Linked DNA regions of Homo sapiens: all the other regions are linked to region 4. The links are chromatin loops, found by intact Hi-C in ENCODE. Cell type or tissue: GM12878. All regions are shown on one strand. Links, peaks and the distances in the headings refer to the core of each region. The heading gives the core; the rest is flanking DNA.

The links. Hi-C counts contacts between places; a loop is a spot of excess contacts. Peaks named below come from ENCODE experiments on the same cell type or tissue, not always from the same donor. Only the 100,000 strongest peaks of a DNase experiment are listed, where the experiment ranks them.
Region 1: it touches region 4 in a loop (2.7-fold over the local background); 5 of 110 quality-filtered maps call a loop at or near these places.
Region 2: a loop joins it to region 4, with 8 times the contacts of the local background. A loop is called at or near these places in 3 of 110 quality-filtered maps.
Region 3: a loop joins it to region 4, with 5 times the contacts of the local background. A loop is called at or near these places in 7 of 110 quality-filtered maps.
Region 5: a loop joins it to region 4, with 4 times the contacts of the local background. A loop is called at or near these places in 4 of 110 quality-filtered maps.

Annotation. Positions count from the first base shown.
Region 1 is chr12:11,743,073-11,749,440 of GRCh38, forward strand. The region is part of intron 1 of ETV6 (ETS variant transcription factor 6); the gene reads left to right. Among named protein-coding and RNA genes, the nearest start is that of ETV6, 97 kb to the left of the region's middle. RefSeq lists enhancers at 386-435, 2,940-3,159. In GM12878, for the core only: no CTCF peak of the experiment used is centred there; a DNase peak (open chromatin) is centred at 3,279; H3K4me3 peaks cover 2,277 bases; H3K27ac peaks cover 5,000 bases.
Region 2 is chr12:11,778,156-11,784,523 of GRCh38, forward strand. The region is part of intron 2 of ETV6 (ETS variant transcription factor 6); the gene reads left to right. Among named protein-coding and RNA genes, the nearest start is that of ETV6, 130 kb to the left of the region's middle. RefSeq lists an enhancer at 2,558-2,627. In GM12878, for the core only: no CTCF peak of the experiment used is centred there; DNase peaks (open chromatin) are centred at 1,246 and 2,786; H3K4me3 peaks cover 1,089 bases; H3K27ac peaks cover 5,000 bases.
Region 3 is chr12:11,731,090-11,737,457 of GRCh38, forward strand. The region is part of intron 1 of ETV6 (ETS variant transcription factor 6); the gene reads left to right. Among named protein-coding and RNA genes, the nearest start is that of ETV6, 85 kb to the left of the region's middle. RefSeq lists an enhancer at 3,103-3,152. In GM12878, for the core only: a CTCF peak has its summit at 3,209; no DNase peak of the experiment used is centred there; H3K4me3 peaks cover 1,183 bases; H3K27ac peaks cover 3,713 bases.
Region 4 is chr12:12,006,415-12,012,782 of GRCh38, forward strand. No RefSeq gene overlaps it. Among named protein-coding and RNA genes, the nearest start is that of BCL2L14, 61 kb to the right of the region's middle. RefSeq lists enhancers at 2,058-2,938, 2,604-2,733, 2,939-3,819, 3,714-3,833, 3,820-4,700 and 3 more. In GM12878, for the core only: CTCF peaks have their summits at 2,142 and 2,712; DNase peaks (open chromatin) are centred at 847, 2,997, 3,927, 5,237 and 4 weaker places; H3K4me3 peaks cover 1,448 bases; H3K27ac peaks cover 5,000 bases.
Region 5 is chr12:11,759,483-11,765,850 of GRCh38, forward strand. All of the region lies in intron 2 of ETV6 (ETS variant transcription factor 6), which reads left to right. Among named protein-coding and RNA genes, the nearest start is that of ETV6, 110 kb to the left of the region's middle. RefSeq lists enhancers at 2,625-2,794, 2,805-2,924, 3,425-3,474, 3,805-4,014. In GM12878, for the core only: no CTCF peak of the experiment used is centred there; DNase peaks (open chromatin) are centred at 2,799 and 3,659; H3K4me3 peaks cover 771 bases; H3K27ac peaks cover 5,000 bases.

The DNA of each region.
Region 1 (6,368 bases), core at 851-5,850, 260 kb before region 4:
ATTGGGATTACAGGTGTGAGCCACTGCGCCAGACCTCTTTTATCTTTGAGATAATACCGTGTGACGACAAAGGCTGGGTATTGTTATCCGAATCTCTCACACAGCAACACTGAGGAGACATTGACTCATTTCTTTTACGTTGCTTTTTAAGTACAGTATTGTTTGGTTTTGTTGAAAATTATTTTGGTAGTAAACATTTTCCAGAGATATAAATCTTTTCCAGACTCATTTGCGCTTGTTACTGTAGGTAGAATTCATGAGGCTTTTCCTATTTCTGTTTATTTCGGAGCCTGAAGTGACCCAGGAATTATGTGATATATGTAGAGCGAGGGAATTTCTTCAGTTTGACTGTGGTCCTGGTTGTAACCCAGCCTTCTTCCTTACAGATGGGGGTGAGGGTTGGGGTATCCCTTAGAGCCTGGTGTGTCTTCATACAAACAGCTTTGCTGGGGCTGCCTAGAGCCTGGGCCAGCAGTGGGGTAGTATCAAGTACAGGGCATTATTCAGCGGTTCTCCACACTCTCCTCATTTGAATGAGAATATAAATCTTCTCCCCTGGCTCTCATGTCACATCTTTAAAACCTCAAGTTTCTTATTAGGCATGTGTGGTCCATTTAAGCTCTAGACATTTCGAAAAGATAAATCACAGGGCAAAACATCTTTCTAGTTTTGAAGGAGGTCTGAGTTGCAGCTCGCTGGGGTTGTGAGTCTGAGCCGTCGCTTTTCTTTCTCTTCCTTTTACAAGACTTCCAGGATATAGCCGTTAAAGAAGGACACAAAAAAGAGCAAAGCCCTCAGTGATGCTGTGGCACAAAGAAGAAAGCTACTTGAGGAGGAGGCGAAGGGTTTACGAAGAGGCAAAGAATGCAGGTGAAGGGAGGGAGGAGTTAATAGTTAAGGCTCAGGTTCCAAGCCCTTTGGGCTGCCAGTGTCTGCAGGAGCCTTGCTTTCATCCTTTCCTTCTGCCCAGGTTTTAAGTCTCATGAGTTAAAACCTGGGGAAGCTCCCACCCCAGGTCCACTGTGAGGGAACGTACAAGAACAGTCACGTGGCAATAGTACATGCCTGGAAGGTATCTCTCATTTGGGGGGAGATTGAGAAGCGCTGTCTAATGGTGCCCTTGATACAACTAAATAGCAACTGTCTCAGTTCATTACTTGTTAGCCCCAGGCAGGGACAACGCAGATTGGCTAATTATAATAGCCAGACCATTAAAGGGAATAGCATTAATGGAGGAGAAAGCAGCTAATAAAGAGCTGAACTTGGCCACTTTGTTGTGCCCAGGATACAAGCTGCTGTTAATTTCAGTACCTGTTTCTTCTGCTGTTAGAACTAGGAAGAAAGGATTTAGTGACCCTCTTTCAAAAGGTGGATCACAAGCTTAGAGGCATTGCTGGATAAATTCAACAGCAAGACTTTATTTCTTCCCCAGAGGTGACGTCTGATGGTTCTGTATAAATAAAGTCACACCACCTTTCTTATGCTGAATTGATGCTGCTGACCTGCTGTTAGTAGGACATGCACTTTTATGGCGTTTCCAGGAGTGGTGATGTGTGTTGCTGAGCTCATCTAATCTCTGCTTTGAGCAAAGGCAATCCTCTATATCATGGCAGGGATTAGAGGTATAGCCTGGGGCTGCAGAATGGTGTGATTTAAATTTTCCCATGCAGGTTCAAAGCTTGTAACTTTGCCTGCGTGTACATCCACACTGGGTTCCAGCCACATGAACTGGGCCACCTTCATAGACCTCCCTGGTAACCACAGCCTGACGTGACAAGGAATCACAGTTTTACTTTCCGCTTACTATCCATGTTAGAAATATCTAAGGAAATTCAGGAAAAAAAAAAAAGAGAGAATTTCATGGCATGTCAAGAATGGAAAGTATCTTAATTAAAATGTTTTAAAATGGGAACAATAAAGAAGTCGATTTAAGTTTTTTGCTTTGGTGCTTGTCTTTAAAGAAATTGCTCCTAATTCTAGAAACTAGTGCTTTTTCTAATTATATTCAGTAGAACCCTAGGATCCTGTGAGGAGGCATAGGGGAGTAATTGATAAAGAAGGGGACTGTGGTGTCCGTGTTTTATTTGGAGCTGTTCTACCCACACTGTAATTTATAAGCTCTAACTTACCAGGGGAGATAAGATTGTATAGAACCAGCATCTTGCAGTTATACGGAACCTTTAAGTTCTCCTACTCCAGCTCCTTCCCAGTGCAAGCACGTGTTTTAGAGTAACTGTTCAGCCTCAGCATTAAGTCAGCTTTAGGAGAACAGTAAATCGCCCATTTATCTGGAGACTTCAGCTGTTTGAAAGGCCTTCCTTCTAGTGCATCGGTATCTGTTGCTGGCTCTGTCCTCTGCTACTACAAGCAAGCCTTGAGTCTCTCTTAGACTTGTCCTTCCTATATTTGAAGACATCTCCGAGAAGATTTTAAATCTTTTTTCCCCCACAGGCCACATATATCCTTAATGCCTTCATCCATTCCCCTCTTGGGAATGTGCATCTTTGGGCCATTGGAGAGGTCTTGCTTGGACTGCGGCCACTGTGATTTCTGGGGGCAGACTCAGCTCCTTCTTGGTGTAGAGATCTGCCCACTATAGGCACCAAATAGATGTTGGCAGGCTTCTTTCCTCCTTACTGCTTCTATTTATCTCACCTGTACTTTTAGATTTGCTGCTCTTGGGTAAGCAGATAAGAACAAGGGAAATGTCTTCCGTTGTTGTTAAAGACAATGTTAGGATAGAAAGTAATATGTTTGTACTCAAAAATGCCCAGTGAGATTTCTAGCCACGGCCAAGTTATCATTTGCATAAGCAACCTGGAAATGCCCTCTTGGTCCTACTGATTGTGTCCCATGGTTAATGTAGATCCCTGGATAAATTCGAATGGCTACTCCTGCTCAGGGGTCATGCCATGAGAACTTTTCTCATACATCAGATAGAGTCCCCTTCCGTCAGCTGAATGCATTTACCCCTCAGTCTGTGCTACCCATAGGATAAGCAACATGCATAAGAAGGTAGGTGCCTTGGCTTAGGCAGCTCTGTTGAGTCACCCTCAAGAATCCTGCTGGAATTCTGTGAGGAGTGAGGATGCAGAGCAACGAAATATTCGAAGGCTGCTATGATTTTTACAAGCTTGAACCTGTCTCTTGGAATTCCCCATTGTGAAGTCATTGTTGACTGGTTGGCATTATAAAGCAGTTCAGAGAAGTAAAGTTAGATCAGTCTGCACGCAAATACCAGCCACACCATCTCCCAAGCTAGTGACTGGAACTGCGGTTTTCAAGTCAGTTTCCTCATTGCGGAATGGAGATAACGATGCCTTCCTTGCAGGGTCATTGTGAGGCTGAAATAAAATAAAGGCTTCATGGGAACACATACCACATGCTCACTTAATGCTAGCTCTCTTTCCTGATTGTGGCAGTGACTGTATTTTCCAGCTACAATTGTGACACGTGTTCTGAGAGGTGTTAAGTATTTATATACAACTACCCATATGTATTTATGGGTAAAAGGACACGGAACTTTAAATATTGAGACCATCCTGGAAATTCTAGGATGTATGATTGCATAATTTGTAATGCCTGCTATAGGCCTAGCCTCATAGTTGACCCTTGATGGATGCTGAAATATTTCTTAATCATAGGGAGAAAAAAAACTCAATGACCTTTTACAGAGATGTTTGATTGCAGGGCTTATTGCTAATGCTCTCTCTCTCTCTTTTTTTTTTTTTTTTTTTTTTTAATCTCACTATGCAAAGATAATACAGGTCTGGGTAAGAGGAAGACTTAAGATGCTTTGACTTAATTGTATCTGCTTGACAGAAGCAATATACTGCCTTCTGATTTTAGGATGTAACCATCCAGAAAGGCAGAAGAAAGGGACAATTTCAGTTCTAAACAGGAATCCGAATATCTCACGTCCTGAACCATCTACATAAACTAGAGAAAGGGCACTCCTTAAGACTGGTGAAGCGGGCTCCTTGGAAGATCCCCACAGCAACATTGAGTTTGGTTTGTCTGGCGTACCCTCTCCCCAAGGGCTGAGTGGGCCATCTGGGTAACCTAGAGAGGAGACTTCAGATGCTAGGAGTATAGTTCCTACCCATCCTCATTTTCACAGGGTACACTCATTTTTTTCCCCTTGGAAGTACTGATATGTATTCTGCAAGATGAATGTTGAGACCCAAACACCATTTGGCTTGTAAAAATTAATGGCTTAGCATCCAGAGGGATGTTGCTTTCAGGGCAGGGGGGACACTGGACACCAAGAAGAAAGCCAGCTTGGGCCCCTATACCATCTTGGATGTCTAAACCATCTTCTGGTAACTCTCTGGATGAAAAGAAATCATGAACTTCACTTCTGTGATTTGGTGGATGTGGATTTTGCTACATCAAAATTTGCATTTGAGTCTCTGTGGTGTTCTTTCTAGCCGAGATGCTAGGGTATGCTCTTTCTTTCTGGGGAGATTCCAAAAATGTTACTCTCTGTGGCTGTGTGTACAATGTCTATTTAGAAAAGAAGACTGGCATTTGCATCTTCTCTCAAATTCTTTACGTTTGTCTCACTGAATTTTGGAGTGGACAAAATATTCAATAGCTTTTTTCAAGTGAAAAAAATGTCGACTTTCAAGAGTGTATTACTTTAGGTTCTTGTGTATATCTGTGCTTTCCTGGTGGCAGAAACCTAGAAAACTCTAGAGCTCAAATTTCAGCGTATTCAATTTTTTGTTAATGTGTCTATAGCTTGTTAATAAAAGCTTACTTAATGAAAGCCAACATCACCACCACTTGAAATTTTTGCAGCCAGAAGAGTGTACTTAAATACTTGTGTATTCAGACTTCACTTTAATAAATTTCAATAAATAGCTTCCCATAGGAGAGGTTTCTTCTGTTGAATCTGTAGAAGTTGACGACGGTACAAGCATCAGCTTTCTCAGGCAGCTTTTCTAAACACCTGCAGGGTGGAAAAGAGATCCTTCTCTCAAAATACTGAATATTGCTGGCATGACCACTCTTGTCACTGGTGCCTGCTGTTTTCCATCTTATCTGGGTTGCAGGTTTCTTCACAGTGATGGGACACCGAAGTGCAATGGGATGAAAGCATGCCTGTGGCATTTTTACCCTAGCTGTGGGGAAATGACCACTATCCTGTGTCCATGACACTCTTCCTCCTCAGGACTTTCAAACTAGGCTTCAGAAGCCATCACTGGGGGCAGTCCTGGCATTTATAATGGGGATAGGGACAATTTCCAGGAAAAGTTTCTATATCAAGGACATCTCAGTTCTGCAGCAGAGAAATCTTTGAAATTACCTGCAAACCATCTTTTTGCAAGCACAACCAACTTTATTTCTGTTTTAATTAATTCCAAAAATGCTTTATTTCCAGAATGTTAATATTTAGTTAGCAGTAGGCTCTAAGTTTCCCAACCCCTCAGCCTTTTCAGAGGGTATAATAATAAATGTGTAAATGTGCTAGGGGATCCCCGTGATTTATGGAAGCTTTATATTGAATAATTTTGAAGAGGAAAGACCTTTTGGTAATAATATTCATTTTTTGACTCTTCTGTAATATGCAACCTGAGGGTGGGTGTGGGGGAACGTGGAGAAATGCCATTCTCCTACTGAGCACAGACTGTATACACCTATTTTACAGGGAAGTCACGGGCTCCTAAGCATTCAGTTTAAAAATGAGCAGAATTAGATGGGTACCCTTCATTGGCCCTTCATGGCTAGGGGAGAAATGGGAGAGGGAACGCAGCTCATTTTGGCTTCAGTCCTTACGCTTTCAAGAGACAACCCTACTCCATACTTCATTATTTTTTTTAAAGCTTTCTATAATGGTTGGTGAAATTTACATTTCAACTCTTGCCTACAACAGTTTTCTGCCTTATTTTCTCTTCCCAGCGCTTTGTGCCGCCTCCTTGACAACCTGCTCATAGGTATTACAATTGGCCTCAGAAATTGCAGTGCTTCCCTTTTGTTCAGCTGGTTGGCTTGATAGGTTGTATCTGCAAATTTGAGAGCAGCGTGTTTTATTTTTTACAGCATCTAAACAATAATGTAACCACATCACGGCATTCTGAGTCACATCATTGACCTCCACCAGCAGTTTATCCCCCTACAACACTTGAATACATTAATATCACTGTCTGTAGCATTTTAATTTAATTAGAGCAGCGGTTATAATCCTCTTGGGAAAATCGTTATCCCCCCCATACACACACACACACACACACACACACACACACACACACACACACACACACACACACACACACCCCTACTCCCCATAATGTTAAAAGAAAGAAAGCAGCTCTGGTTTTCATCTGTCTGACAATTTGCTTTAGAGGTGGGACTCTCACCACCAC
Region 2 (6,368 bases), core at 857-5,856, 230 kb before region 4:
ATCCCTAAAAAGGGGAATCACGATGCTTATCTCATGCAGTTATTGTGAGGTTACAAGAGTTACTGCTTATGAAGGGCCCTGTCCAGCATCTGGCACGTGGCAGGTCCTCCGTGAATGACAGCGCCTTCCTGGGCAGCCTGGCGAGCGCACACGCGTGTGCACACACACACACTCCTGTGTTTAATATAGCCCTGTCTGTTGTGAGCCACTTGAGGAGAGGTGTCCCTAGAAGAAACTTTTTTCCCAGAAAATGAGGCCTGGCTGGTGCTCATCCTGAGTTCCTGGAAGGCAGTGTTTTCTTGTAACCATCTGAGATTCCTGGGGCTGGGTATAGTGCCTGATGCTCTCAATATATGCGTGTTGAATCAAACCAGAAGAAGCAGGCTGAGGCACTGAGTGAAAACCTATGTGGATGTCCTGCTGCCTTTTCCTTGTGGAGGGTAGATCATTCCCAACTCTGCCTGAAACTTTGATGCCTTATTGGAGGAAGAGAAAGGTAACTCCCTTGTTGAGCCATAGAGCTCTTAGTTTTTCTTTCTTAAAAAAAAAATCACTCTTCTTTCAAACACCATTAAATTAGTCCAGTTATGTACACTGGGCTTGTATTGCATGGTTTATATAAAAGCTAAGTTCTTTCTTTAAGATTGGAGCCCTCCGTGTGAGTGATTTCAGGATAAAAGGCCTTAGAGGATTAGACACATTATTCGTTTGTAAAACTGATTGCTCAAGTGATACAGCCCTAGGGCTGCCCCCTTATTGTAGCTTCTTGAACACTGTCAAACTGTCAGACTTGGGTTGGTGGTTATTTTATCTCGCAAACAACCAAAACCAGATTTACATTGTAAGTAGATACTAGCGTGGCTTTTGTCCTTCCTATATCTAGGCCCTGAATACTTCAGAGCCAGATTAAATGCTTTGCTCTATTTTTTCATAGATTTGGGCTTCGACCAAACATACAAGTTGAGCCTGTTGACTTCTCTCTTTGTGGATGCACACGTGCGTCTCTGCGTATATTTGTGCATGCTTTCCCGAATAAGTCCTCTTTTAAAACTCAGCCTTTCATCATTTTAGAAATGATTTGCTCTTTTACAGCTTGTACTTTTTATGGTTCTTAGAGGATCACTGCAGCAAATATATTTGGCAGAAATTGAGCACACAAGCCCTTCCCCAGAACTCAGTACTGAATTTGTTCAGTTCCCATCTTAAAAACTTGAAACTCCTTTGACTTTTCCTGTGATGTGCTTATTTCTGATCTGAAACTGTAGTTCAAAGCTAGACTTGGTAATCATTCACGTCAAGAAAGGAATGGATTGCTCAAAAAAGAAGTCAGACTCTAAAAATAGCCTCCATACCGAGGCCCACTTTTCTACCTAGGGAATCAAGACAGAAATATTTCCAGGATTGAAATGACATAGTTCAAGTGACGCAACCATTTGGCTGCCTGCTATTTTTCTCTTTTCTGCCAGAAGGAAAATATATAATGTAGAAAAATTCCCCTAGAGTTGTTAAAATAATCACTGAAATAACCTTTGGTGCTTAGTATGGTACCCTGGAAAACTTGGATCTCTAGAATGGTTCATTTCAGAGCTTTTCCAGATAGCCAAGTTTTTATTAGAAAATTGGTTGGTATAGACGGTGCTCACTGTGACTGTTCAGTGCATGATGAGAATCCTTCTTTACAGAGATAAAAAGTGTGAAGAGAATTGCTGAGAAGTAACCATTCATTCCCTTCTGCATTTGCCTAGTGTGCTGTGTAATTAAATGAGCTGATAAAATTTACAAGAAATAAAGCTTTATGCAATTACAAATAGATGACATGACTTTTTAAAAGGTTTTGCCCATATTTTTCACACACGCTCTACCTTTAGCCTTCTCTGCTTTCACACAGATGCTGAAAAACAAAAGAGTTAATTAGAAACCATTCCTTTTCTCTCTTTCTGGTACAGAGAAGGCTTCCACTAAGTATGTGCTGAATAAATGACCCAGTCTGAAAGTTTTAATTTATTACACAGTATATTCATAGAACTGTAACTGTTACAACCTCTAGTTTGATAGATGTAGCTGTTTTTGTTTTTTTAAGTTGAGATTATATTAATATCTGTCACTTGGGTTGCCAGCCTTTTAGAAGAAAATTTGGGGTTTATATTAGAATAGGTTTTAGGTTCAGTAGCCTGTATCCTTTTTTACTGCCCTGGGACAACAGCAAATATTCACCTAAATTCATTCTGTGGTGTAACACTTTAGAAGTATACCAGTTCTTCCTTGCAAATAACAACAAAAAGCTCTGAACAACTTAATCACAGAGAAAAAAAAAGCTTTTATTGGAGGTATATTGGGCAGCTCATTGGCTGATAAGGTAGCAGAAGCAAAAGGATACTTGGCAGCCCGGAGCTTAGCTGAGATGGAGCCATAAGGACAGTTTTATTAGGATGCCACCACAGCTCGGCTGCCAGTGGACACATGAATTCGTGAGACTAGCACCTCTGCCATAAATAACATCTCACCATCCCTGGGGAATTGGTCACTCCCTTAAGACTCAAACACTGTGGCAAGTGCATCTAATTGGCTGAGTCCAGGTTATGTTCCAGGGAACAGGGGAGAAAGCTCTGCCAATCTTGGGATTCCCCCACATGCGGTATGTGGATGCTGAGCAGACAAAAATATAGAAGTCTAGTAGATGATTGTAAGTTACTGTATAGCAGTGTGTTTCATCTTGTTCTTACGTCCTGTGGAAGCTTTCTTCATGGCGAAGTTAAGCAGTTCCACATCTGCATTCCCCCAGATCAGCACACCAAAGGTGAACAGCTTGGGTTTCCCCCTACTTTCAGTTACAGGTACAAGATGTTAGCAAACTATGCAAATCTCAATGAGTTTTGTTTCCTAATTCTGTTTGCATGCTAGGAAACTTGCCTCATGATACAACAGTAAACCCCTGCTTTAAGAAAAACATGAGGCTGGTTTAATATGTACAATGTCCAACTCTTAGGAAGTGTTTATTTTTCAATTGCCTTTAATAATTTCTCATAAAGATCGATGAGTCTAAGAATTGTGAAGGACCTCAGAGATGATATATTTCAACTTGTCATCCACGTCACGACTGTCTCTTTAGCATCCCAGAGATAGCAGGACAGTCCTCCCCTGCTTGTGTGTATTCAGTGGGAAGTACTTCCCTGCCCCCTTTTCGTCCCGTTCTTGGATGGTGCTAGATGTGAAAAATAGAGTTGAAACTCACCTCACTGTCACTTTGCTCTTGGTTCTAGTTTTGCCATGTGAAACCAGATAGGGTGTATTCTTTCTACATTAAGTCTAGAGACAGAACTTTGGAATCAGATATGGATTTGATGCTCAGCTTTGCCATTTACCCAAAATGAAACAGTTACTTTAACAGTATTTTTCGTCTAATATGTGCAAACTAATTGCTGAATGGATAGGCAGTTATTTTATTAATGCAACAAAAGGTTATGTTAGCATTTTAATATTTGTGTTGTATTCACATTGATCGTTTTTACTTGGACTATAGCCAAAGTCAGAACTCTTCTTTTGTGGATTTTTTAAACTTAAAATATATGCCTTTACATTTAACCCTATTACGTTTTATTTAAGTTGGCTGAGGTAATGCCTATCATCCCTTCTATAAACTCCTCTTTCCTACTTTATGGCTTCTATATTAGATGAGTACTTTCTCTGTACCTTTATGTTAATTATTTGGAAGGGAAAAAGATTGAATGGGACGGGACCTGTGAAAGATCCCTGTGGCATACCGCTAGAGACTGCCTTCCAGGTAGGCATAGTTTTAAAACTATAAAGTTAACTTTATAGTTAACAAGTATATTGTGATTATGTTTTCTGGCAAATAAATCTCTTTGCTGCCATATGCCATAAATGACACATTATCATTTTTGCAAATATGCACAATGGTACTACATATCAATTGACTGTCAGCCTAACCCATAAGAAAAAGTCAGGATAGACTGTCAAGTTATTTGCTGAAATCAGATGCACTGCTTGGCTCTCTGTAAAATCTTTACCAAGTACCCTCTTTCACTTTACTCGTCTACTCATGGCAAATCTAAAACCTTCTACTTCAGCTTAGGCAAGACATCTTCTTGGGTCAGTGGTAGATGTGAACAATCTTCGTGGGTCAGTGGTAGTTTAACAGTTTGTTAAACTGTTGTTAATCAATGTATCTACTCTCGGTGATTTTAAGAGAGAAAAGAAGACTTTTTGTTTTTGTCTGAGAGGAGTTTTTAACCTGGAAAGACAGCTGAAACGTTATCTGAAATGTGAAATGTTAAACATTTTATTATTAAGAGACAGTGTGTTTTTTATTTTACTCACACAGTATGTGTGCATTTGTGTTTTCTGCGACTGCACATTTGTAATAATAGGCTCATATTTTGTTTTTCATTTTAAAATTGGCTTTGTAGGATGTTCACTAATGTGGAAAGACAGAGGGATTGGGGAATCACTGGGAAATGCTTGGAGTCAGTCTGTTATGTAGATGTGCAAGGTATTGACTACAGAGTGAGACACTCTTGCTTGGTTATGTCCTATTTCTCTCTGAATTTTTTAATTCTCAAAAAGTAATTTAGAACTATAACACCTTGGTTTGTATGAGTGTAAAATGATTTATAAGATAACCTCAGGTGTGTTGACAGAAGAAATGCAATTAAATTGTTTCCATGTTTAAGAAAAATATGGGAGGTATATGTATTATAAGTATACATCTATTGACTGGCTAAAGAAGAAAAGATGACTAGGGTATGCCATGCTAAGGAGTTTAGATTTTGTGCTGGAAGTTTAAATAGGGGAGAGAAGGGATGTGTGTTCAGAAGGCTTTTGTAGGTAGCAGCTGTAGCAATGATCTAGGTGAGAAAAAAATAAGTACAAGCCAAAGCAGTGTCAGAGAGATGGAGTGAAAGAGAAACATTCAAGTGATTAAGCAGATTGATTGGGCAAGGTGAGTGGCAGATCAGATGAGGAGCAAGGGATGGGAAGCAGAAAAGACAAGTCTCCGTGGAGCCCATTATCTAGAGTGGCAAGACGAGAAGGAAGAGCCTATAAGAGGGCTCCCCAGAGAGACAGGAGGGAAATCACAGAGATCAAGGAAGGAGAATTTCAGGAAGGAAAGAATGATCCTGCCCAATCAGATGCTGCATAGAATTCAGGTAAGATGAGGACTGAAGGTGTCTTTGGCTTTTCCAAGTAGGGAAGTCATCAGTGACCCAGTAAGCACAATTTCTGTGGCGGGGAGAGGCAGGTGGAAACCTGATTGCTGTGGGTTGAAATGTGGAAGAAAGTGATTATAGATGACTCTCTTACTGGATTGGAATCGAGAGAAAAGATAGGATCTGGAAGGCAACAGCGGGTGAAGGGAGGTTTTTGCTTTTGTTTTGTTTATTTAATGGACGGTATTTAGCCATGTAGAATTGTTGGTAAGAATCAGAGAGTTGAAAATAAAGGAGAAATATGGGGTGATTTATGGAACAGAGTCCTTGTAGAAGTGAGAAAAAATAAGAGGCAAAGTAAAAATGGAGGTATTATTTCATTTTCAATGGAAAGATGGACACTTGTTACACTGAAATCAGAGGAAAGGTGTGTGTGAACATAAGACAGTTGTTTGTATGGGGGCAGGCTTCATAACTTGTGGAAACTCCCACTTCACAGCCTTTTTGTTTGTGGTTGGTTGTTTTTTTGTTTGTTTGTTTGTTTGTTTTGCCTGAGAAGCCAAAGATACAGGAGGTGGCAGTGAAGGAAATGGGAGAGTGCCTGATTGAGCCAAGCTGGGGTCCCCCCACCGCGTGGCATCGCCTCCCAGTGGGAGGCCTGGAGTTTGTATTGATACTAATTTGTCTGTCTGTGTGGTTTCCCCCTGTGCTGCTCAACACCGTAGTGTAGGAGGGGTGAAAGGAGATGGTGAGACCCATTCTTTCAGGAAATATTAACTGAGCACCTGCTATGTGCCAAGTGTGTTCTAAACTATCAAGATACAGGCCAGGCACAGTGGCTCATGCCTGTAATCCCAGCACTTTGGGAGGCCAAGGTGGGCGGATCACTTGAGATCAGGAGTTCGAGACCAGCCTGGCCAACATGTTGAAACCCCGTCTTCACTAAAAATACAAAATTAGCTGGGCGTGGTGGCACCCGCCTGTAATCCACTACTCAGGAGGCTAAGGCAGGAGAATCACTTGAACCTGGGAGGCTGAGGTGGGAAGATTGCTTGAACCCTGGAGGCGGAGGTTGCAGTGAGCCGAGATCACGCCACTGCACTCGCGCCTGGGTGACACAGCGAGACTCCATCTCAAAAAAAAAAAAAAAAAGATACAGAATTTAACACAGGAGGAGCAAGCCATGTGACTATGTGAGTT
Region 3 (6,368 bases), core at 398-5,397, 280 kb before region 4:
GGAGAAATGATTTTAAGTGTGAGCTTTGCTGTTAGGGGCAGCCCTCTTTCTCCACTGCAATAAGAAGAGTCATGACTAAGTCTAGAAAGGCAGGTTTTGATCTTTAGGATACTGTGATGTATGAAATAAAGGTATGTCCTTCTTATTCGGTGTTGCATTGTCAGCACCTAACACAGTGTTTAATTAAAGCAAAAATTTTTGTATTGAAAATATAACTAGGTGGAGGAGTAAGTCAGTGCTACTTAAGTGTGAGTATTTGTCTTCCCTGATCAGATGGTTTTCTACGTACTCAAAATTTCATGTAGTAAGAATGCAGGATGCTTATGGAGAAAAGTGAGTGTTGTTTGTTTCTCCTTAATATTTATATATAAAAGCAAGAGCTTATTAAACTTTTAGACGTCTTTGGAGGTTTGAAATTTCCCACTGTTATTCTTAAGAAGAGAAGAGAAAGAATAATTTTTTTTCTTCTGTCTTATTGGCCTTTAAGGAAAAGCGAATTTCAGAAAAACATGGGACGGAACAGGAAGTGTTTACAGGTTTAGTCATACTTGTTAGGTATGAAAAAGCCCCACTGCCTTCTCATATTGTTTCTTTTATGAACTTAACACTTCCTACTTTGAGAATACCTTCCTCCCCAAGGGCTCAAAGCCCTTCATAGTCATTAATTTGCATCTTGCTAATTTTCTTAAAAAATTAAAATGTTAACTACCATTTAGCTGGTATTCTACCAGCTAAAACTTCCAGCTAAATGCATTTTGTCTGTCTGTATGTATTAGCTCAGTTGAAAATGTGATCCTACTGAAGGCAGTAGGGTAACCGGCTTGTCCCAGTTTCCCTGGGATTTCAGTTTTAGTACTGAAAACCCCACATCCCCGGAACCCCTTCAGTCCCAGACAAACCAGCATGGTTGGGTCACCCAAGAAGGCGACCAGTTCAGGTAGCTCTGCATAAAGAGAAGATGTTCCACCCTGCAGTCCTTACCTTAAATCTAGGCAGCTACCTTAAGAATTGACCTAGACAGCAGTGTGTGCATGGCTCAGTGCAAATCTTTAGCATCACCTGGTAGAAGACAACACTGAGCACACAGTCGCAGAACTAGTGCAGTTCGAGGTACGTGGAAATGTCTCTGCAAAGTAATATTTCTGGTTTCTTGTTTTTTTGTCTACCCTTTTCCCCTTTACTGCACTATATGGTGAAAAACGAAAACAAGAACTGCTAACTACCTGATTTCCGAAACAAGAAGTGTGATCTCAAATATTTCTGTTGATCTCAGGTTTTTCATCTGAAAAATGAGGATGCTGGTCTCAATTTCTAAGGCCCCTTCCTGCCCAAACTTACCAGGAGGAAAGAAGCTGGAAGTAGAAAGCAGGAGAGGTTCAAAAAGAAAATGGGATGCATCTCCTTTAGTAAGCTCTACTCTGGAGAAGGACGTTGTCCTTCAAGTACAAACCTTTTCACCGACTTGGGGAGTTTCCCCCCATTGTATCCCACCCCATCTTTTTCTGCCATCGTGCACTGTGTCGTTTGAATGTGCTGCTTTGTCAGGGCTGGGGGCTTCCTTGGTGCTCCAGCTTGGCCACATCCGACACACAGACCACCCCGTCCTCCTTCTGCCTCTAGAGGACCAAGAACAACCCTTGTTCTGAAAGCACCCTGTCCCTGAGCCTGAACACATGACCCTGGATGTCAGAAGATGCTCTTCTCCATTTCAATTGCCCAATTCCAGCTCTGTAATCATTATGTTAAATGATACAAGTTTCAAAAAATATATATTTCTAATAGACTTTCTATTATCTTCCTTAAATCCACAGTGTCACTTTCATTCTTACTCCTCATTTTGGGGTGAAAGTGTAGAAAGATTGTGGCTTTAGAATCTGACGTACTTTGCTTCAAATTCTAGCACCACTGTGTGACATTGGGAAGCCCGTTCTTTAACCCCACTCAGACTCTGTTTCTCCATTGATGAAATAGAAACATACAGTATCTTATGTGTCTGGCACATGGAAGGTACTCAGCATATTAATATTAACCACTTTGGGCTGGGCGCAGTGGCTCACGCCTGTAATTGCAGCACTTTGGGAGGCCAAAGCAGGCGGATCATGAGGTCAGGAGATTGAGACTATCCTGGTTAACACAGTGAAACCCTGTCTCTACTAAAAATACAAAAATTTAGCCAGGCATGGTGGCAGGTGCCTGTAGTCCCAGCTGCTCGGGAGGCTGAGGCAGGAGAATGGCGTGAATCCGGGAGGCAGAGCTTGCAGTGAGCCGAGATCGCACCACTGCAGTGCAGCCTGGGAGACAGAGCGAGACTCCATCTCAAAAAAAAAAAAAAAAAAAAAAAAATTAACCACTTCATTCTTCTTAGCCCTTCAAGCCCCCGCACCGTGTTTTCTGACATATCATCTTGTTTTCATCCTTTCTCTTCGGTTTAATTCCAGAGGGTACAGAGAAGGTGTAAGTTACAGGTAAAGGAGAGTAAGTGCACTGTGAGTGGGTGCTGATGAAATATCACAACAGGTTCTCATTCTGACAACTCACACTAGGCCATGCTTCCCCGGAATATTTATGGAACTAAGTGGAAAAAAGGATCTTTAGCAAGGATCCAGCACCCTCAATGCAGGGAATGAAATGTGTTTATTATTAGAGCAATCCAGTTTCCATACAGCTACCAATATACACACACCCACATACCCTGTTCAGCCATACTGAAGAGTTTACTTGTAAATCCAGGCGAAGCTGATGCTGAGAGGTGGCCCGCTGTACTGATTTTGTAAAACCAGCAGGAAAACCTCTGCTCGGCCGACCACTTGATGTTTTAGTTGCAGCCACTAACATGTTAATCAAAAGAAGCAAATACATGTTTTTCCCTTGAGAAAACATGGATAGTGGTGTAACGGAAATTACCTTGAATTATTCCTCCTCAAGTATCTATCCAATCTAGATAGATGGATTATCTGATTGCACCAGGAGATGCAGACCTGGCAGTGGCTACTTCTATTGCAGCATCTTTAAAGGAATCAGATCTTTGGATTTCCATTTTCCCATTTTTATTCTTATTTTCTCCCTGCTAAAAAACAGTTTGCAGAGGCACTTGAAAGTGATATAAACTCCATAGTAGATAATAGTTGTACATGAACATCGTATCTTTTATCATATAGTCCCCTATGTAATTAGGTGATAGCTTGAGCCTAGCACAGGTGGCGCTGCTGAGCCATCTCGGAAATGACCACATCTGAACTGGGCGCAGTGGTTCATGCCTGTAATCCCCACACTTCGGGAGGCCAAGATGGGTGGATTGCTTGAGCTCAGGAGTTCGAGACCAGCCTGGGCAACATGACGAAACCTCGTCTCTACAAAAAATATAAAAATTAGCTGTGTGTGGTGGTGCTCACCTGTGGTCCCAGCTACCTGGGGGGCTGAGATGAGCAAAAAAAAAAAAGAAAAAAAAAAAAAGAAGAAGAAGAAATTACCATATCTGTATGTCTATACATAGGTATGTGGATTTATCACAGTGCTGGTACAAGTACTTTTGTCATTGATGTTTATTAAGCTTTTTATGCTCCAGGCACTATGCAAAATTGTAGGGCATTATCTCCTCTAATCCTCAGAATCTTATGCAGTAGGGCCGGTGTTGCTATTACTCCATTTTATAGATGAGGAAACTTAGGCTTGGGGTGTTTAAGTAACTTCTATGAAGTCACACAGTAAGTGCTAGAGCCAAGAGGCAAAGTAAGCCTGGATGCTTCCAAGCCGTAGCTCTTAACCACTATGCTATACTGCTCAAAAATATTTTTAGAACTGAATGAAGACATCTAAGGAAAAGGAAAACGTGGTCCCTAATGGTCTTTTGTGATAACAATATGAAACCTTTCGTCTCTAAAGTGTCATGGAAGTGAAACTTGAAAGGCTCTGTTCTTCATCTTCTACTTATTAATGGGCAAAATGTCTTCGTAATTTATGGCATGTGTCCCAAAGGTGCAAAGGTGGCAAGGTGGCCTTTTTTTTTTTTTTTTTTTTTTTTTTACTAATACTAGGTCCTGCTTCCAAGCCTCCTATTTCTTCACTTCCCTGTGTACCAGGGTTTACCTGCTGCTTAACCCACCCACCCCACTATACGTGTCTGTAGTAGACCCACCAACATTCACATGGCCACTTCTGCTGAAAGTACCTCCCAGGATAGAATAGGGTCACAGACCCCCAATTGTATAAGCCTTTGGCTTCTTGATGTCTCTGCGAGTTACGGTTATGGGAGTTGGTCTTTGGTGAGATTAGTGGTGAGATCAGTGGGTGGCACCTAGGGTGATTTATTGAATAGTATGGGGTGAGGCTGAAGAGCAAACATCCACGTAAGTGTTGTCTGTTTTGGAGTTTGAAAAGTTGTCACCCTAATAAACAAACTACTTAATTGAACAGCCCTTGCTTGGCGTGATCAAAGAAAAGACCTAGACTTTGCTATCAGTAGGCTCTGGGTTCCAGGCCTGGCTTGTCACTTACGATGATGATGATGATGATGATTTTTTATTTTTTTGAGATGGAGTTTCACTCTTGTTGCCCAGGCTGGAGTGCAATGGCACAATCTCGGCTCGCCACAACCTCCGCCTCCCGGGTTCAAGCGATTCTCGTCTCAGCCTCTTGAGTAGCTGGGATTACAGGCGCCCGCCAGTACGCCTGGCTAATTTTTGGTATTTTTAGTAGAAACGGGGTTTCACCATGTTGCCCAGACTGGTCTCGAACTCCTGACCTCAGGTGATCCACCCGCCTTGGCCTCCCAAAGTGCGGGGATTACAGGCGTGAACCATCGCGCCCGGCCAGCTCGTCGCTTATTATGCAAGTTGTATAACATTGCTGAATCCCAAGTTTTTAGTCTTTAAAATGAGAATTTAAATGTCGCCCTTATTTTGATTGCTGGGAAGTTTAAATGAAACAGTGTATGTGCCTGTCACATAGTAGTTGACAATAAATGATAGTTTCTTTTCCTTTTCCCTTAAGTAAGTTTTTTTTCCCTCTAGCCTATAAGCTCCTTAAAGAAGATAGAGATTTTCTTTTCTCACTCATTTCCATATTCTCAGCCCTTAGCAGTGCCAGGCACATATTTGCTGAATGAAAGAAAAATCTTTTACAAAGGTCTTCAGATCATTCATTCACCAGACAATTGTTGAGTATCTACAGTGTATCAGGCACTGTTCTTGGAGCAGGGCAGTCTTAAAAAACACACACAAACATAGTCTGTGTCCCCTTTTTTAGTCTAACTGGGAGAGAAACATTACATAGATAATTAGAGCAATGAACAACTTTGATCCTTGAGATGGGATTTAAATTTTAAGAGATAGGTGACATTTGGTGTCAAGTCTGTCCAGGTATACTTGATATTGTTTTTGATCAGGTACAAGAAACGGCAATATACTGTTATCTATAACTGGTTCTGAAAGATCTGAAAGAGGTGTTTCTAAAGTATTTTTGAGGAATGGTGCTGCTTTTTTGGAATAAGTATAAATACATTGTAAAGTATCTATTTCGAGAGGGAACAGACTTGATGGGATGGGATCATAGTAGGTAAGGTGTTCCAGGAACTTGGAACATACTGGAATAAGGCTTAAACACAAGTCACAGAACTGGGTGATAGGGCGGTGAGCGCATCTACTGGAGAGGAGATGGGGCAGGGCTGGCAGCTTGTAGCAAGATTTTTATGTAGACAGTTAGACTTCAAACTTCATCAGTAAGTCAGTAGATGGCCCTAGGTGGAAACACAGGACAAAAGATGAATTTGTGTTGGCACTAGAAATACTTTGAGCTCATCTAATGAGGCTCATTCATTCATTTGGTAAATACTTCACGAGTGTCCAGTGCAAGCTCTGTTCTAGTTGTAAGGGATATGGCAGTGAACAAGGCAGACAAGGTCCCTGTGCCTGCAGAGTTTTGATGATAACCTTCCCCCCTGGGTGTGTGGGAGGGCCTGGGGCTCCTGTGTGGTTTGGGGGTCTGAGAGGTGGATGAAGGTACAGTAGGCCCACAGTCGTGGAAATCAAAGTCCAAGCTCCAGTGAACCATCAATTAAGAAACAAGGGATTGTGAAGAACAAGACCTAGATCCAGACTGAAGGGAAGGATTTGCTGAGGAGTTCAGGCCAGCATGGGCTGGGGTGACTTGGCCTGGAACTCTACAACAGTCAGGACAGGGAGTCCTGAATAGGGGCACCTGCAGCTGAGTCCATGGATGGGGAGGGACCTGTGTAAGGCACTGAATTTAGACTCTGCACGCAGTTCTAAGAGGTGTTCTCAACACGTTTATGCAACTAAAAAGTGTTTATTAACAGTGTTTTGAAACAAGTGGGATTTTTGTTGAGGTTGTAGGATAATTCAGGGTCATAT
Region 4 (6,368 bases), core at 771-5,770:
ACAGAATAATTTTTGATATATTTGTGAAATAACGAGATGGCAGGTAAGGCGGAAAAGAAGCCTCCCAAACAGGCAAGAAGAGTAGATGGCAGAGGCACAGAGAAGGAGATGGAGAGACATGGAACCAAAAGGAGGGGTCACAAGAGGAAGAGTATCGTCCAAAAGTAATGTGGGGATGGGCTCTGAAGCAGGGAAGAGGGCGGCGGTCTTTGAAGTTGGCCTCGATGGTGGTCTTTTTTTTTTTTTTTTTTTTTTTTTTTTTTGAGACAGAGTCTTGCTCTGTCGCCCAGGCTGGAGTGCAGTGGCGCGATCTCGGCTCACTGCAGGCTCCGTCCCCCAGGGGGTTCACGCCATTCTCCTGCCTCAGCCCTCCGAGTAGCTGGGACTACAGGCGCCCGCCACCTCGCCCGGCTAATTTTTTGTATTTTTAGTAGAGACGGGGTTTCACCGTGTTAGCCAGGATGGTCTCGATCTCCTGATCTCGTGATCCGCCCACCTCGGCCTCCCAAAGTGCTGGGATTACAGGCGTGAGCCACCGCGCCCTGCCCAGGCCCGGCTAATTTTTGTATTTTTAGTAGAGACGGGGTTTCACTATGTTGGCCAGGCTGTTCTCAAACTCCTGACCTCAAGTGATTCACCCTCCTCAGCCTCCCAAAATGCTGGGACTACAGGCGTGAGTCACCATGCCCAGCCCTCAGTGGTGGTCTTTGAGGTTGGTATCACAGATTGTGGGGAGGGAGACACATAATGTGTGGGGTAGGAAATTCGTGAGAATGTTTAGAGGCAGTAAGTCCCTGAGGCAGGGATGACATAGGAGTCTATAGAGACCTGAACTTGTCAACAGGAAAATAAAAGATATTTTTAGGTGTCTGTGTCATTAAAGGACTTCTATGGGTGGGCGTGGGCCGTAAGGTTTGACTAAGAGCAGTAAAATGGGGAGTAGGTAACAGGTCACAGAAAATGGAAATCGGTCATTACTGTTTGTTTGAGATTCCATCAGTGTCTGGGGCTGGTTGGTCTCATTGGGGAAAGGAGCATCTTGAGTGGGAAGGATGCCCAGGAAATCCAAATAGACTAGCAAAGTAGCCAAGAATACAGAAATGCCCTCATCACCTCACCAAAGCCCGTGTCCCCTCATGTTGCTCTGGGAGGGCTGGGCCACCCACAGGAGACTTGCACAGGTTCCGGGGACCCCAAGCTGCTGGCAGAGCCCCCCACCAAGTCCTGTCCAGCTTCTGGGGCTCTGTGAGCAGCATGAGCCAATCCTCCTCACACACATGCAGAGCCTCAGAGAAGGAGCATCATCCTCCATCCTGCTGCCCAGGACAAAAACCTGGAAATTCTCCTTGACTTTTCTCCCACTTTACTCCCCAAGTCTAATAGGCTCTAGGTCCTTATATCTCCCAAATCCACTCACCTCTTGCTATCCCCATAACCACTAACATAGTTCTGGAACCCACCACTGAAGCGTGTTCTAACTTCCTCCCGTCTGTCTTCCTTCCTGTCACTGAAAAACTGATGGCAGTCCTTCCTCTGCTTATACCTCTTCATCAGCTCCCTTCCACCATTAGAATAAGGCCCGAACTTCCTAACGTTGCTTCGATATCCGCATGAGCTGGCCTCTGGTCTCCTCTCCGGCTCTCACCAGGCTTCCCTGCCAGCTTTGTCCCGCCATACCAAACTACTTCCAGTCCCATACAAGTGCCTGTCTCCCTTTCACTCCTGGACTCAGAAAATTCATCTTGCTTTCTCTGGAAATCATCTTAACCTCACGCCCCTTACCCTTGGCCCCATCAGGCCAGATTCCCTGGGTTAATTCCTGTTCTTGAGACTTCGGCTGTGATGTTTCCTACTTCACAGCTCTTTCGGGGCTGGGTGAGCGGCCCTAACTTTGTGCTGCCGTAGCCACTTGCATTTGCCAAAACCAGAGCATATCATCCTCTGCATCATAGTGGGTTTTTTTTTTCCCACTTATCTGTCTCTCCATCTAGATCTGTGGTTCTCTACTCCCTGTAAAATAAATTAGAGTCATTGTTTTTTAAAAAAAATGCTAATGCCTATTAAACAAAAATCTCTTGAGGTGGATCTGGGCATCAGAGTTTTTTAAGTTTCCCCCAAATAATTCTAGTGGGCAGCCAGCGGTGGGCGCCACTGAGCCAGACGGTCTTTGTTGCCAGTGCACAGGGAACAATCCTCAGTGTCTGTTACACAAATGAGTCTCTGATCATTCCACTTTGGTCTGCAGGGCAAAAACTCTACAGAGAGGGCATGGAGAGGAAGAGATGGGTCTTGAAGAAGAAACTTGCACTAGGGAGGACCCACACCTCCCCCCTGACTCCAGCTCCCTCTGGTACAAAACCCCAAAGCTGAGCTGTGGGCCCAGCCCCACCCACATGCAACTCTGCGCTGTTGGAAAGGCTTGGAAGTCAAACAGCAATCTACTCCTCTTCATGGAGGCAAGGATAAATTTTCTTTTCAAAACACTTTAAATTTTATCACCTCTTCAGAACAAGTACATGAATGAATAAACTGAGGCTCCAAGAGACTGTGAGTGGCCCTCGCCTCAAATCTCTAGAGCAAGGCAGAGCAGAAATCAATACGTGACTCCCCAGGAGCAATTGGCCTCGTCCTGGGTGGCCTCTGCGCCCACCCTAACTCTCCTGCCTCCTAGAGCAGGCAGGGCTCGCCCCGAACCACCCTGCCTCCTAGTGCTGACAGAGGCACATCTGCAGGGTGAAGAATCTGCAGGCAGGATGCAGAGAGTGGGAGGAGGAGGACAATTTCGCACCTGAGTGATCCTTTTCATAAAAATGGGATCACGTTACTTCCTACTAAGAGAAGGGAAATGTTATCCGAGAATGTGGGGCTCTCATTCTCGGATATGAGAATGTCTCTGCCAACAATGCCTGGCCTGATCTTACCTACCCCACTTCACCAGGGGCACTCACAGCTAGAATCTGCTGAGAACCCTCAGGCTCTCAATGGGTGTGACTCATCTCTTCCTCTATTCCCTCTCTGTAGAGGTTTTGCCCTGCAGACCAAAGTAGAGCGATCAGAGACTCATTTGTGTAACAAACATTAAGGGTTGTTCCCTGGGCACTGGCAACAAAGGCCAACCCGGCTGGCTCTCTGAGCTCAAGAAATCACAGCATGGCTCAGCGGTGCTCATTGCTGGCTGCCCACTAGAACTATTTGAAGAAACATAAAACTCTGATGCCCAGACCCACCTCAAGGGTTTTGTTTTGTTTTGTTTGTTTTTTGAGACAGAGTCTTGCTCTGTCACCCAGGCTGGAGTGCAGTGGTGTCATCTCAGCTCACTACAACCTCTGCCTCCCAGGTTCAAGGACTCCTCCCACCTCAGCCTCCCAAATAGCTAGGATTACAGGCACACACCACCATGCCTGGCTAATTTTTTGTATTTTTAGTAGAGACAGGATTTCACCATGTTGGCCAGGCTAGTCTTGAACTCCTGACCTCAAGTGATCTGCCCGCCTTGGCCTTTCAGAGTGCTGGGATTACAGGTGTGAGCTACCGCACCCAGCCAAGAGATTGTTTAATCAGCAAAAGGCTGGGCAGGGCAGTGGGGCCTAGGGCGGCACTTGCTATCAGATGTCTGGAGGGCAGGGTTGGCTTTGGCCATAGATGGACCTCGGTTCAAATCCTGGCTGGCCATACCACTTACCAGCTCTAGACCTAGAGCAGGTTAACATCATGAATCTAAACTACTTACCACTTAACAAAGTGAGTGACTATCTATAACTGTTGCCGTTGTTACAAGAAATCCACTTAGTAACTGCACTGAAAGCCCCTCATCCCCAAAAGGCAAGAAATGGGGAACAACCGGGTGACTAAGGAAAACTGCAAGTGAAAGCAGCTGTAATTTCTCTCGCTGTGGTTTGCGGTGCTCAACACTCTTGCTTGGCTGGTTGTCTTGGAGGGTTAATGAGGTCTCTGCTGAGTGTCCTCAGCTTAGCAATGGGCAGTGGGGCTCTGTTCACAGTCTCATCCCGGCCACGTGGCCTCCCGGGTTCAGACACCCTAGGCTGATGCTGTGGTTCCATGTGCCTGAACACGAGCATCCGAACTCATTTCCGGCCTGCCTGTCCCCCCATGCAACGGCTCCTGAAAAAGGGGAACCAAATGCTGCCCATTTCACCCCCATCAATAGCTGACAACGCCTGGGTTCCTGCTCTCCTGACATTCCCACTCATTGTCGTCAGTGGAGCGAGCAGGCAGAGGGGAAGTGAGCTGCCTATCAGCCCCTGCAATCAGAAAAAGAGCCGGGTGCCTTTAAGACGAAGGTGGTGGGCAGCCATCCATCTTCCCTAAACACACACTCGCCTTGTTCTTCCATTTCTGGCTGAGTGATAAAAACGTTAAATGTCATTTCCTGTATCAGTGGTTAACCACTAGATGCTGGATCAGAGATTTACCAGAAGTGCTGAAGTTATGGAAAAAAAATAAATAAACCTGCTGTTTTCAATAACCCTTTCTTGCACCCTGTGGGAACTATGTAACCTCTGGGGAGGGGGCTGCGAGGGGGTCGCTGGATTTGACTTGGGCAACACACTTAGGACTAGATTTACCAAATGCTTTCTTATGCTTCATATAGGAAGTGAAGAGAGACAAAATGTAACCATCCTATACCTGTCCCCAAGTGCGCGTGTGTGTGTGTGTGTGTGTGTGTGTGTGTGTGTGTGTGTGTGTGTAGAAACGCTGGGAAAAGCAGGAGGAAAAATCATCCACGTGCCTTCTTTGCCCACCTCTCTCAGGATATCTTGCAGTCATTTTGGTTTTATTGACCCAGGGTTTTTGCAGAGGACAGTTGCCCTGACTATTCGATTCCCTCAGCTTCCTGCAACAATCAATGTCCTCCAGTGACAAGAAGGCTTCCTGGGGGAAAACATGCTCCCAGGAAACTCCTGAGAGGTGGAGAGCCCAGCTCAATCCTTTGTTGTGTCCTCTTCTTCTTTCAGTTGCTCCATTAAATTAATCAAGAGCTCAGAAAAGGGAAGGCCTGGCTTAGCCCCCAAGGAGAGGTGACTGGACCGACTGCAGCCTGCCCACAGCTGTACTCCAAGCCCAGCCATGCGCTTCTGACCTGAGGTCAACTCCCCACATACAGCTGCCCTGGGCTCCTCCCTGCGGCCTCCCAGGCACTCCCCTCAGTCTGGACATATAAGACTTAGGAGCTGCACTTTGTTCTAGCAATTCCATTTCCTTCCCAGTGCCAGTTGGGATGTGCTGTGCACACCAAGTGCCCCTAGCTCCTCACCTACCTCTGGGATCACTGACAGTCCTGCTTTACCTGGGACCGAAGGGATTCATGGGGCGGCCGGGGCGGGGGAGGGAGGACTTTTGTTTCTAAAACTGGGAAAGTCCCAGGCAAACCGAAATGAATTGGTCACCCCCGCAACAGATACAATGGTTTGCATAGGCACTTGCACGTTCTATGTCAGAACGGTGGCCAAGAAATAAAAAATAATAAATATGATTTAAAAACCAGAAAATAATTTTTAAAAAATTTAATAAACATAAGATAATTTTTTTAATAAAATTAAAAAAAAAAAGAAACTGGCCAAACTTGAGAACAGATCTAGCCAGGGTACTGAGAACTGCAGACGGCATTGCATGGTATAAGAGTTCCCTGGGGAGATAGGACGGAGCGCATCACAGATCTCCCACTGCACCTGGCGCATACCTAGAAGTCATCCTCTCTCAATTCAATAGTTACTAGAGGAGATCTGAAATCAAAGTCAGAATCAGAAGGGAAAAGAGCATGGGAAAACGTACATTCCACTAAATCTCTTGTAGGCCTCTGAAACTGAAACTTCTTTTTCCTTCCTCGCGCCCTTGAGTACCAACACCATCAGCCCCCCTGGTGCCCAGGACACAAAGATTCGAGAGATGCATTGCTCTTTACTCTGCCTCGCTCCCACTTCATTTTATTATTATACCTAGACCTGATTTCCTGCCACCTAGGATCTCTCCTCTCCACTTCCACTTCTATGACTATCCTTCCGCTGTCTCTGCCCTCAAAGACTGGCCTCCATCCTCTCCAACCTCAATTTCATCTGCTCCCTGGCATGTTAGATGCTCCCTACTTTTTCAAATTATATTCGAGAAGTGTTTATTGAATACCTAGATCAGAAGGATGCCAGAGAGGTCGCACCCGGATTTCATATGGCATTGGACATTTCTCATGGATGCCTTTTTGAATGACACCATCTGTAACATCTTACTGACTGAGAAAACCTCCTGGACACTGCCAGCAAAGCTGGGCATGGCCTCCCTTGCTTCCTGGTGCAAATTGCCACTTAGCCCTCATTACATTGCTATGACGACTACTTTCTGTTTCCATCTTGTCT
Region 5 (6,368 bases), core at 532-5,531, 250 kb before region 4:
TGAAAGGTTATAGCAGACTAAGAGAACCCTTTAAAAAATAAAAGACGATGAGAACCAGTCCATTTTATGAAACTTGAACAGCAACAGGAAATCAGAAACTTTATTTCCATTTCTTCTTTTCTTCTGTCCGTTGCTTCCTCTTGGATTTTCCCAACCCTCAATACGTCTGTGGTCTTTCTCTCGTCTTGATGGGTTTCCGCAGATTGAGGAGTTCCTGTCCATGAGCTCCACAGTCACCCTTACATGTATCTACCTAATGCTTTCTGGCAGGTGTGATAAAGGTTCAGTGTGTTGGCTTGAATGTGCTTCTCTAAGTTACTTCTCACCTCCTCTGATTATCAGAAAGCATTGGTTGAGCTGAGTATATACAAATACAGCAGTTTCCATGCTCAAATAACTGATATTTTCTCCCATTTTGCTTCATGTGTGAGTTACACCACATTAGTAATTCAAACTTTTGGGGTTTCTGGCAGGATGACCTTGACAACTTCATCAGAGGTAAACGTTAGCAGCGACGTTTAGATGTTGCTGCTTTTGCTGTTGCCATGGGTGGATTCTGATTCTCAGTTGCCTGTACCATGTGTGAGTGTTTTGTGGTTCATTTTTCTGATCTCTTCTGAAGGAGGGGTAGAGCAGGACTTGAGAGATTTAAACTGGCCCTGGCTCTGGCCACATGCTGACTGTAAATTCCCAAGTATAATTAGTCACACTGCCCCAATATTTACTGCCTCCATCTTGGGTGTGTGGACAAAACCCCATTCTTTCAACATTGGTCTCCATTTCTGCTTCCAGCAGATCATGGATACCAGTAGCTCTCAAATGGGGCTGTAAGATTCCAGTAATAGAAATGCAGATGATGGGTACGGATAATGGATAAAGAACTGTAGATGTGGGGTGGATGACGATTGGATACCTAGAAGGGAAAGTTGACTGCACAGGGCTACGCAGTGAATACCCTATTTTACCAGGTCAGCTGAGGCTAAATTCTCTACTTCTGGGGTGGGGGTACTAACTGAAATGGTTCACTGAGGAGGGTGAAGGTTTGTAAGGGAAGATGTAACAATACTTTTTTAAAAGCACCTAGGACAAGTTTTAGGGTGTTGAATAGCACCATTTAAAAATTATAGGGGTATCCAGCAATTTATGGAGCTCTGATTGAGAAGTATCATTGTTAGGATTTTATTACCCATTTGTTTTCCAGAAGTAGCTCATCTTTGCAAATGAGCTTTAGTTTTTTGGTCATTGTACCCTACCTGCCAGCTCACAGGAGCCTGTGTTTCTCCTTAGGAGCCACTCTGAGGTCAACCGTGTTTAAGATCATAAAGCCACTCTAGAGAATCTCTGTGGCATTGTTGTGTGGAAGAAGAAATAATGATCACTACTATTATTATATATATGTGTGTGTGTGTGTGTGTGTGTGTGTGTGTATATAAAAGTATATGTGTGTGTGTGTATATATGTATATATGTGTGTATATGTATATGCTTCATATATATTATCCTGAATAATAACAAACTCTGCACAGTAGATATTATACCTGAGGCTCAGGTAAACCACTTGCCCGAGGTCACCCAGAGAAAGTGGAGGAGCCCCAATTTGAATCCGTATCTAATTCCAAAACCCAGACTTTTATTTTCCACTTCACCCTATTACTCTTTAAAAGTCTGAGGAGCAAATGAAAGTTGTTTCATTCTATCTATTGGTTAGAAGGAGAATATCCAAGCTAACAGGCTGATTTTTTTTTCCAATTTTTAAGCATAATATAAATTACTGACAAGAGGGCCCAGATGGATAAAATCAGAGCTATAAACCAAATTATCTTTTGAACTTGAAGGAAGATAAATTTCCATATCCAATCCTGTATGCACACTGTTATCTGCCAGATAGTCTCAGGTATGTGTGTAAATTCTGGAGTGTTAGAAACAAAACTAAATGAAGTAAAAAGAGGTTCCTTGTCTATTATTTTCCATCTTTTTTAAAGAGATGATCTACCTCACAGATGGTTATTAAACAGTAAGAAAGATGCTGTGATTGAATGAAGATTGTGTTACTGAGTTTACACCTTAAAACACTGAACTTCCTGATAATTTGTGTTAAGCCAACACGCTTCAGAAAAATTGCCTGACGTTTGGTGCCTTAGTTTACCCACATGGCATGTGTGCCAGAACACGCTACAACAGGGTAAGAGGGCAGAGAACATGCTCTTGTAGGGGTCAGTTCCTTGAGCTCTGGTTCTACGTGGCTGATTACTTGGGTCATCCCAGCAGTTCATTCCATCTCTCAGGACTGTGGTTTCCACATCTGCAAAGTGAAATGGCCTGAGTATATGATTCCTAAGTTCTCCCCAACTCAATCGTCGCATTGTTCTCTTATTCCAGAAGAGAAACACAAGGGGTATCAGCAGTGGAACATTATCTGTAAATGCCAGATTTCATGATCATTCACTTGATTTTTAGGACTCAACATCAAATTTTAGTGCAGATGGTGGTACTTTCATGACACAGGAAATTGTCCTTCGTTTTACCTGTGATTGTTTTGGGAGGAAGCCCTCCTGCAAGGAAATAGGGAAATCCAACACCCAGCTCTGTTGAGCATTTCCCTATGGTTCCTGTGATTGAAATCGGGTTAATGCTTTTGTGGGATGAGAACTGGTGCCAGCTCCTAGGCCTTGCAGGGCTTCTAAAGACTGTCCCTGCCACTCTTGCCTTATGCTGGTTCCCAGGACCTTACAGCCAGATCACAGGCCTGCTCCCCTGTTCTCATAGCCCCCTTTCTGGCCTGAGAATTGTCTGTGGCTTGGCCCTTTGCCCCATGCAACATGCACAGGTGTGGCTTCTGCTAACTATCTACTTGACCCCAACTGTGTGATTAGCGGCAATCCCCTCTGCAACTCAAGGCGTGTTTGCCTTTCCTGTAACCTGTAAAAAATTTCAGTCTGCGTTTTTCTCCCTCTGGAGATGGTATCCACTGGGTTTTAGGCTTTACAGAGCCAGCTGATCTGCGTGGATGGGCCACACTATCCTCCCTTAGCCGGCTCCGTAGCACATGCACAATTAATACTGCATTAATTAATTATGGGAGAAAAAAAGCACAGTTGGCAAGGGAATGAAGGCTTTCAGCTTCTAAAGTGAAGGCTTTGATGCTGAGCTTGAAAGTACATTTCCATCCGCCTCAGCCAGCAGAGAGAATCTGTGACACTTATACCATCCCCTGGGCATGAAAACTCACACCCAAGGAAAGTATTTCTAAATAGAGGCCCTCAACTAGTTGCTGGAATCATCTACTCATTGCCATGGGCTGTGAAAAGGGGGTGTAAGATTAGGGAGAAAAGACTCGCCCAAAGCAGCAGTGATTCGTGACCAAAGCTGATGAGGGGTTTTATTTTTTCTCCTTAAGTAGCTCTTAAGTCACCAACATCAGGAACTCTTTGTAGAGAAACAAATATGAGTAAGTGATTTGGTGCCAGCCCTCTTGAGGACATAAAATGACTCTTTCTCCTTCCTCCTCCTCCTCGCATGCCTTGCTTCAGGAAGGAACCCTAAGGTGGTGCAGGTTCCCAAACCTGTTATTCGGATGGGTTGGAAGGTTCATCTCTGTTAGGCATGGTTTCCCACTAGATATGAACAAAGTCGGGGAGAAAATGCTTTCCTTTTTCATTCTGATTCCTTCACGCCATTGTTCTTGAACTCCTCAGCTCCCACACTGACTCCTTTCACTTCTCCTATGAGGTGGTAGTGAAGCCACCTCACAAAGTCCCCTCTCTGAACAGACGCAGTTCTCGTTCCCCTATTTACAACTCTGTCAAGCATTTTTCGTGGGGGCTCTTGCTGACCTTAAAATTTGGCCGTGATTCAAATATTCATCCAGGTATCTGGGGTTTTATTAAAGGTCTTTTAGGAACACAAAAGTAGGAATTCCCTGAGAGAGGTTTTCTTCACTTGAGACTCATGGGTTATAAATGAAACTACTGGAATGCCCTGACCAAGTGCTGAGAGGAGCTTCAGAGACCCACAAAAACCTAAAAAGATGTGAAATTTGTCTCTGATCAAATAGATTTTGGACCTTATGAAAGAAAATAAGCTTTTCTTTTGATTCTTAGAGAAAAATTTTTGCTTCAGATGAATCCAAGTGTGTGTGCACGCACGTGCTTTCGTTGGGATCGTCTTATAGCTGTTATTCCAGATACCTGCTTCACAAAGCTTCTGTGATTATTCCTACTACTGTGACGATTCCTGCCACCCCAGTGATCGGGGAAAAGAACTTGAAATACAACTGGGTATTGTAGCATTGGCACTGTGCAGACGCTGTGTAGCTCTCTCATGTCTGGTACTTCTTTGTTTGCTAAAGGAGTATTGAGATTCAGAAAGTGGCTGCCTTCTAAACCTTTATTGTTCAGATAGCATTACTTTGGACCCAGGACAGAGGGCTTATAGTTGACTGTGAACGGGGTGAATGTTATACTTAAGCAGGGAATGTGGTCACCCAGTTGCAATGATTTAGAGTGCTTTGAACATAAATATCTCCCACGATGAATGACCAGGGTGCCTGAAATTCCATTGTTGAGACATTCCTTTTGGATCAGGCATTATTTCCACATAGCTCCACTTTTAAAAGTAAATCATTATGGCAGGAGATAGTTATGGAGAGAGATAATTAATACCTCAAGTCCCTAATATCTTAATGAAAATTAGCTTATCAGATCTCCTGAATTTTTTGAAGTGGAAGGACCGTGGCCAGCACGGAGTGGGTAGAGTTGGAAATAAGCACTATAATTTGCTTAGGGCTGGCCTTCTCTGTGGATAAGACAGATGGAAAACTAGATGGAAAATCCAGGCCTCCTGATTTAGACAAAACATTGTGAGCCTGGAGCTCTGAGGCCAGGATGAGCAGTCTGCTACTTACTGTGCGTGGCCATTGCTCTCAAGACATTGCCATCATCAGTCTTGGCCAAAGAAGGTCAGGTCTCCTCTAGTACACTGGCGATTTGAGAATGTGCAAGTCATCTGCATTTCTTTGACAGGAGTAGTGAATTTGGGAGTATAAATCTGAATCCTTAAGCCTTTCAACCATTCTCACTAAATGTCTTTACTTCAGGGATGATCACGTTTGATCGTAATGCCAAGATCTTGCAGATGTATAAAGGGCATGGTAATCCAAGTCTTGAGTTGAAGTAAGTGGTCAGGAAAATCTTGACCCTTGGGGAAGGAGCTACCAGAGCTGGGTGGCCTATGTGTGTGTGACAGGGAGGAGGTGTGCAGAATTTGGGGGAAAGATCCTTTGTAGTTCTCCATGTGGAATAATAACTTCCATTTATTGAGTGCTTATGGTAGGCGCTTTTCACATGTATTGTATCATTTAACCCTCTAGGCAGTCCTGTGAACTGGGTTTTATTATCCTCATCTTACTGATGAAGAGTCAAACTTAAAGAGGAAAAGGAACTTGACCAGAGTCACAGAGGTGGTAGGTGGGAGACAGGTCCATCCAATATACACCTTGCCTTCCAATAGAAGCCAAAGCCCTATTGCCTAATCTCTTCACTTTAAGAACATGAAGAATAGTGTTGAGTTCCCCTTTGAGATCTGACTGTGGTTAAAGCTTCACAAATTTCAGAAAAACAGAATAACTCACTAAAATAAAAATTTAAAGCTACCCCACAGAAAACATCTACCACAACCCAAAACTTCAGGGTTTATATATCCAGATTTTAGTGAACTATATGACTCTCCCTAGTCCCTTGCTCTGTCTCCTGGTAAATACTGTCCCTTTCAGAGCCCTGGCACATACATAGTGTAATAAGATCAGACCCCATCCCCCTACCATTCCAATGCAATCTAATTGCAAAGTGAAAATCCAGGGCCGTCTTAGATCCTCATCTGTCTACGTCTCTCTTGGTCCCCACTGCTTGATACGCAGTCTCAGGTTCAATACCATTCTCTCTTTTTGTGCTTTAGGTCTCTGTATTGTTTCCTTTTCACCACTTTTTTTTTTTTAATGAAGTGATTTTAAATGGAAAATTAAAAACTTAACTGTGAATCTGGCAGTTTCCTGCTAATGCCTCTTTGCTAAGAAGCTTCATAAAATACTGTATCTTATTCACTTCAGCACAGCTGCTGTGGGCTCTCACCACTTAACCATTCACAATATGTCTGAGAGATTAATTTTTGTAAGGCTGTGGTTTGAGATATCTCCCCCTTCCTTGTTTTACTTAAAATCCTCAGTGGGAAAGCGTGCATGGGGAAAAAAAAAACCACCACCACCCTGGATAAAAGGTACTTTGGTAACATACGTGCTTTAGGAACTATAATTTGTCATTTTATTTTCTTGTGCCCTCTTCATTTGAAATGCTGCAGCCTTTCTGCCAGAAGTCT